2 separate regions of the Homo sapiens genome follow, and region 2 is linked to region 1. The links are chromatin contacts, found by Hi-C or POLR2A ChIA-PET in ENCODE. All regions are on one chromosome and are shown on one strand. The core of a region is the stretch at or near the end of the contact, and the rest is flanking DNA. Distances in the headings are between cores, read along the strand shown.

Region 1 (3,129 bases), core at 240-2,739:
AAATTTATTCAAAGACCTGTACCATCATTCTTAAATATCTGCTAGCTGTAATAAAGAAATCAATATACTTTATGTTCTTAGCTCCCACAATTTAGCTTAAGTATTTGCCCTGGCATGCTTATACTGGTCCAAGCAAGCATTAGGTCATAGCCTGTTCCTCTTCCTTATTTGAAGGTGTTTTTACCTTTCTCAGCATTCCACAAGTTACTTCCTTCTTCCTTTGTTCTCCTCTGCCTTTGCCTCTTTTAAAAAGTTCTAAGTTGCTAGCCAATCGGGACAAATACAAAATGTGAGGTCCTGTTCCAGCCAATTGAAACTGGACACGGCAGTAGGGTGGACATGTCAGGTTATAAATGACCCTGTCTCGTTTGTTCAGTGTACTCTCGTGGCTAAGCTGCTGGCGAGTGTACCCTTTCTGCAGAAAATAGAAAAATGGCCTTGCTGAGAAAATTAAATTTATGTTCAAGTGCCATTTCTTTACGGCACCAGGGAACAAGGCTTTCAAACAAGTCTTAGGGTTTTACTATCTCAAAATAATTGTTTTTTATGGTTGCGGTAGGGATCAAAGTTCGTTTTTCCCCCATGTTGTTAACCAGTTAGTCCACCACCATTATTTACACATATATTAAAAAATAATTGCAAAATTATTGAATAGGAACTTACCTTTTTTTACAGAAGCAATTCACATTTATTATAGAAAAAATGAAAATAAATATAATGTAAAATAAGATGGAAAAATGTAATGAAAAACGTAAAGTAAGATGGAAAAAGAACAAAGTTTCCATTATAACTACTATTAATATATGGTATGTATTCTTCCCTTCCTTCATCTATACATATACATGTACATATGTATGTATGTATGTATGTATTATGTATGTATATATTTATTTTTTGAGAGAGGGTCTTTGTTTCCCAGGCTGGAATGCAGTAGCATGATTGTGGCTCATACCTTGACCTCCCAGGCTCAAGTGATCCACCTCAGTTGACTGAGTAGCTGGGACTACAGGCATGCAACACCATGACTGGCTAATTTTTGAAGTTTTGTAGAGACAAAATATAGGGTTTTTGTAGAGACAAAATGGGGTCTCCCTATGTTGCACAGGATGGTCTCTAACTTTTTTTAAGAGCATGAGTATTTCATATAGCCAAAGGTTTTACCCACTGTTCTTAACCTTTATGAACATGATGTGACATGACAGACTATATTCTCTGCATGAAACATGCTTTCTTCATGTTTATGCCATTTTAGGGTTTTAATAAATCAAAAAATCTCAGTTTAATTAAAGATTTAAAGATTTAAGTTACTAGTGACATTGGATGTATTTTTCTAATGTTTGTGGCTATTCGTATTTCTTTTGTGAAGAAAGAGAAGTGTTAAAATTAGCTGTAGTTCTGCTCTGCTGCTTCTAGGTGCATGGGGGAGTGTAGCGGAAGGAAATCACTAGGGTGAGGAACTTCTGATTTTGTCGTGACTGGGGCACTGCTGCTGCCCTTTTGTGATTGAAATGGCCATTTTTGTTAAAAGCCAGCTGTGGAAGTGTTTGCCTCACTCTGCATACTGTCCATGGCAAATGGAAATTGGGTCCCTTCTCTGCGTAGACTCTGGCTCTGGATGCTCTCTGTGAGACACTTTAGGATCAGTTGCTGTTGGCTTCACTGACAGCTTCAAGGACTCTCACTCCTACTACTAGCCTTTGCTGCTTTGAGGTGGGGTTCTGTTGGGAATTCCTTCCCCTTCTCAGGTGGGCTTTTATTTCTTAATATGCACTGAACCCTATTTCTCGTCCAGTTTTTTCCTGTATTATGTTTATAGAAATACCTTGAAAAAACTTATATATGTGGAGGGCACCACTGGACAGGTTTCAAGTGCCAATGTAGTTTGTCTTTTACTTTGATATTCCTTTGATGATTTTGGTTGCATCAGTCAGTAACCCCAACTTTGACACCTCTGTTTTCCTCCTGAGTCTTGTCTATTTTTGCTCTTTTTCACCCTCGCTTTCTGCACTTGAGTCACAGTGATTTTTTTTTCTTTTTCTCTGTTCCTCTGAACCTGCTTGAGGGTTACAACAAGCATTATAATTTGTTCTCATTATTAGGGAGGGGTCACCCTTTCTTCCTTGTCTAGTTAACCTCTGCTTGTCCTTTAGAGTTGAGCTGAAGTGTCAACTCCTTAGGAGCCATGCCTGGGTCCCCTAGGTACCCTTATAGATTAAGTTCCCTTGTCATGCTCTAGCAGCAGTCAGTTCTTTTTTTATTTTTACAGCTGTTAATGTAACTGTAGTTTACAAATTGATATGGTTTGGCTGTATCCCTACCCATATTTCATCTTGAATTCCCATGTGTTGTGGGAGGGACCCCGTGGGAGGTGATTGAATCATGGGAGCAGGTCTTTCCCATGCTGTTCTCGTGATAGTGAATAAGTCTCACGAGATCTGATCTTTCTTAAAAAGGGGAGTTTCCCTGCACAAGCTTCTCTCTCTTTGCTTGCTGCCATTCTACTTAAGATGTGACCTGCTCCTCCTTGCTTTCTGCCATGATTATGAGGCCTCCCCATCCATGTGGAACTGTAAGTCCAGTTAAACTTCTTTCTTTTGTAACTTGCCCAGTCTCAGGTATGTCTTTATTGGCAGCATGAAACGGACTGATACACAAATGTATTGCGTAATCCCCTGCTAGACAATCAGCTCTTATTAGAAAGTAATCTCCATGGGGGCGAGGATCATATCTGTTTTGTCATCTTCAGTTCATGGCATATTCATTCCCAGCATCTGTCTTAGTTTGTTTTGTGCTGCTATAACAAAATACCTGAGACTGGGTAATTTATAAAGAACAGAGATTTCTTTCTCTTCCTCTTTCTTTTTTCTTTTCTTTCTTTCTTTTTTTTTTTTTTTTGAGACATGGTCTTGCTCTGTTGCCCAGGCTGGAGTGCAGTGGTGCAGTCATGGCTCACTACAGCCTCACCTTTCTAGGCAGGGTTCAAGCGATCCACACGTGCCACCATACCCGACTAATTTTTAAATTTTCTGTGAAGGTGGGGTCTCCCTATGTTGCCCAGGCTGGTCTTAAACTCCTGGGCTCAAGTGATCTTCCTGTCTCATCCTCCTAAATTGCTGGGATTACAGGCGT
Region 2 (3,264 bases), core at 136-2,635, 340 kb before region 1:
GGTGGGCAGATCACCTGAGGTTGGGAGTTTGAGACCAGCCTGACCAACATGGAGAAACCCCATCTCTACTAAAAATACTAAATCAGCCAGGCATGGTGGCGTATGCCTGTAATCCCAGCTGCTCAGGAGGCTGAGGCTGGAGAATCGCGTGAACTCGGGAGGCGGAGGTTGCGGTGAGCCGAGATGGCGCCATTGCACTCCAGCCTGGGCAACTAAAGCAAAACTCCACCTCAAAATATATATATATAACAAAATAAAGTCAGGCTGTTAAAGGAAAAACTTGAGCTGAATTAAATTTAAGAGAGTTTAATTGAGCAAAAAACAATTCACCAATCAGGCAGCCCCAGAATCACAGTAGATTCAGAGAGACTCCAGGGATGCCTCATGGTCAGAACAAATTTATAGACAAAAAAAGGGAAGCGACATACAGAAATCAGAAGTGAGGTACAGAAACAGCCGGATTGGTTACAGGTTGGCGTTTGCCTTATTTGAACACAGTTTGAACACTCAGCAGTGTATGAGTGGTTGAAGGATGGCCACTGGGATTGGCCAGGACTCAGCTATTGTTACAGGCGCATACTCCTAAGTTAGGTTTTCAATCTTGTCTACTTACTAAGTTAGGTTGCAGTTTGTCCACAAAGACTCAAATAAAGACGTACAGAATCCTTCTCAGGCCATATGTAGTTTGGTTTCACAAGGCCTATTTAGAGATTACAAATTTCACCAAGTCCATTGAACAACTGGGTATTAAGGGCATTGTGGGGGTGTGCAGGGGACCATAAAGATGAGTAAGACTGTCCCTGACCTCAAGGTTCACCTCTAGAAGGGAATATAGACAAAGCAACTCCACTTTACAGTCATGCTGTTACCGGAAAGGGGTCTCGGTCCCCAAGAGAGGGGTCTCGGTCCCCAAGAGAGGGTTCTCGGATCTCACGCAAGAAAGAATTCAGGGAAAGTCCACAGAGTAGAGTGAAAGCAAGTTTATTAGGAAAGTAAAGGAATGAACGAATGGCTACTCTATAGACAGAGCAGCCCTGAGGGCTGCTGTTTGCCCATTTTTATGGCTATTCCCTGATGATATGCTAAACAAGGAGTGGATTATTCATGCCTCCCATTTTTAGACCATATAGGGTAACTCCCTGACATTGCCATGGCATTTGTATACTGTCATGATGCTGATGGGAGTGTAGTAGTGAGGATGACCAGAGATCACTCTCGTGGCCTTCTTGGTTTTGGTGGGTTTTTGCCGGCTTCTTCACTGCAACCTGTTTTATCAGCAAGGTCTTTATGATCTGTGTTTGTGCTGACCTCCTATCTCATCCTGTGACTCAGGATGCCTTAACAGTCTGGGAATGAAGCCCAGCAGGTCTTAGCCTCACTTTACTCAGCTCCTATTCAAGACAGAGTTGTTCTGGTTCACACACCTCTGACAATATCACGATCCGTGTTGCACTTGAGAGATTATGAGCACAGTAGAAGAACAAAGACAGGGAAGATCAATTCTGACCCAGGGTTGTCTGGGAGAGAAGGGAGTGTGGGTGCTTTAACTGTACAATAATTTCCAGACATTTAACAGTGCTCTCTTGCCTGGATTCTGGAAGTCATTCTGAGAATGCCTGTTTTCATTAGATTTTAATCACCCACAGGTCATATATTCCTTTAACGAATGCCTGATGACACCATGCAGAATGAAATGCGCTTTACTGCCTGCTTGGAATGTGTGCAGGCCTGCCTCATGGACCCCTAGAAGTTTCCTTCCAAAAGCAGTCCAGGTATGGTGAGAGGGAGGAATGGGGAGAACAGAAGCCCTATCTCTTACATACCTATACAGGGAGTGTACAACTCAGTTTGGTCCCTGGCCTCCTGTTGTCAGAGGGTGTGTAATTTCAGCTGGGTGGGGCTATGAGGTAAAGATTTCATGTCTGCCACTGCTTGGCTTTTTTTTTTTTTTTTTCTGAGACGGAGTCTCGCTCTGTCGCCCAGGCTGGAGTGCAGTGACGCGATCTCAGCTCACTGCAAGCTCCGCTTCCCAGGTTCACGCCACTGCTTGCTTTTGAAAGGTCTACCCACCCATAGCTCCAATGCATGAAACGCTTCATATAGCTTTGCTGCTTACAGCTCCTCAGTTACTCCTCACTTGCCGGGGATCAAGCCTAAGCCTTTTTTTTTTTTTTTTTTTTTTGAGATGGCATCTCACTCTGTCCCCCAGGCTGGAGTGCAGTAGCGCGATCTTGGTTCACCGCAACCTCTGCCTCCCGGGGTTCAAGCGATTCTCTCGTCTAAGCCTTCCGAGTAAAAGGGATTACAGGCACCTGACACCACACCCAGCTAATTTTTGTATGTTTAATAGAGACAAGGTTTCACCATGTTGGACAGCCTGGTCTCAAACTCCTGACCTCAAGTGATTCGCCTGCCTCAGCCTCCAGTGCTGGGATTACAGGAGTGAGCCACCTCGCCCAGCCCTAAGTCTTTTAATATGGCACACAAGGATGCTTCTTTATGAGTTAACACTGAGTACTTGGGAGACAAAGACAAATAAAACCTTTCCTACCCTCAAGTGAGAGAAACTCAACTGAGACTTACAGGAAATAAAATTTAAAACTACTGACTTACGAAACTGAAAATTCCACGGGGTAGATTCAAGCATTGCTGAATTTGGCTCAGATTATTTCTCAGGGGTTGGATTCTTCCTCTTTCTCAGCTGTATTTTCCTCTATGTTAGTGTCCCGCTTGGGTAGGCTCTCGCCAACTGGAGAGCAGCCCCAATTTTTTCCCTTTTAGGGACTCCAAGCAGCTGCAAGTTTACTTCCTCCAAAATTCATGGGCAGAAGAAAAGGCTCTTCTAAACAATTGGTTGGCAGGGCATGGTGGCTCATACCTGTAATCCCAGCACTTTGGAGGCCAAGGCAGGTGGATCACTTAAGGTCAGGAGTTTAAGGCCAGCCTGGCCAACATGGTGAAACCCTGTCTCTACTAAAAATACAAAAATTAGCTGGGTGTGGTGGCAGGTGCCTGTAATCCCAGCTACTCGGGAGGCTGAGGCAGGAGAATTGCTTGGACCCGAGAAACAGAGGTTGGAGTGAGCCAAGATCGTGCCACTGCACTCCAGTCTAGGCAACAGAGTGAGACTCCGTCTCAAAAAAAAAAAAAAAAAAACAAATTAACAATTTATTGGTTATTTGGGGAGTTGTTTCAGGAGTTTATTGTTTGTTTTTTAAAGTCCTGGATCTGCCTCTTCTTAGCTTAGTTGAATCACATGACCAT

What was found. Hi-C counts contacts between places; a loop is a spot of excess contacts on that map. ChIA-PET counts read pairs that join two places held with the same protein, here RNA polymerase II (POLR2A). Pooled maps may share reads with other maps.
Region 2: a pooled map shows a loop between it and region 1 (4-fold over the local background). The contact joins two enhancer-like sites. A Hi-C loop is called at or near these places in 2 of 50 pooled maps. POLR2A ChIA-PET finds 5 or more read pairs at or near these places in 2 of 52 experiments (A673 and GM12878).

Annotation. Positions count from the first base shown.
Region 1 is chr5:171,977,076-171,980,204 of GRCh38, reverse strand. The region is part of intron 1 of FBXW11 (F-box and WD repeat domain containing 11); the gene reads left to right. Among named protein-coding and RNA genes, the nearest start is that of FBXW11, 28 kb to the left of the region's middle. Within about 2 kb of position 1,489, at least 3 of the 41 ENCODE cell types and tissues checked have a DNase peak (open chromatin) inside an H3K27ac peak, as active enhancers do; they include GM12878, where a contact is called at or near this core.
Region 2 is chr5:172,313,537-172,316,800 of GRCh38, reverse strand. No RefSeq gene overlaps it. Among named protein-coding and RNA genes, the nearest start is that of UBTD2, 31 kb to the right of the region's middle. RefSeq lists enhancers at 872-961, 992-1,081. Within about 2 kb of position 1,385, at least 4 of the 41 ENCODE cell types and tissues checked have a DNase peak (open chromatin) inside an H3K27ac peak, as active enhancers do; they include GM12878, where a contact is called at or near this core.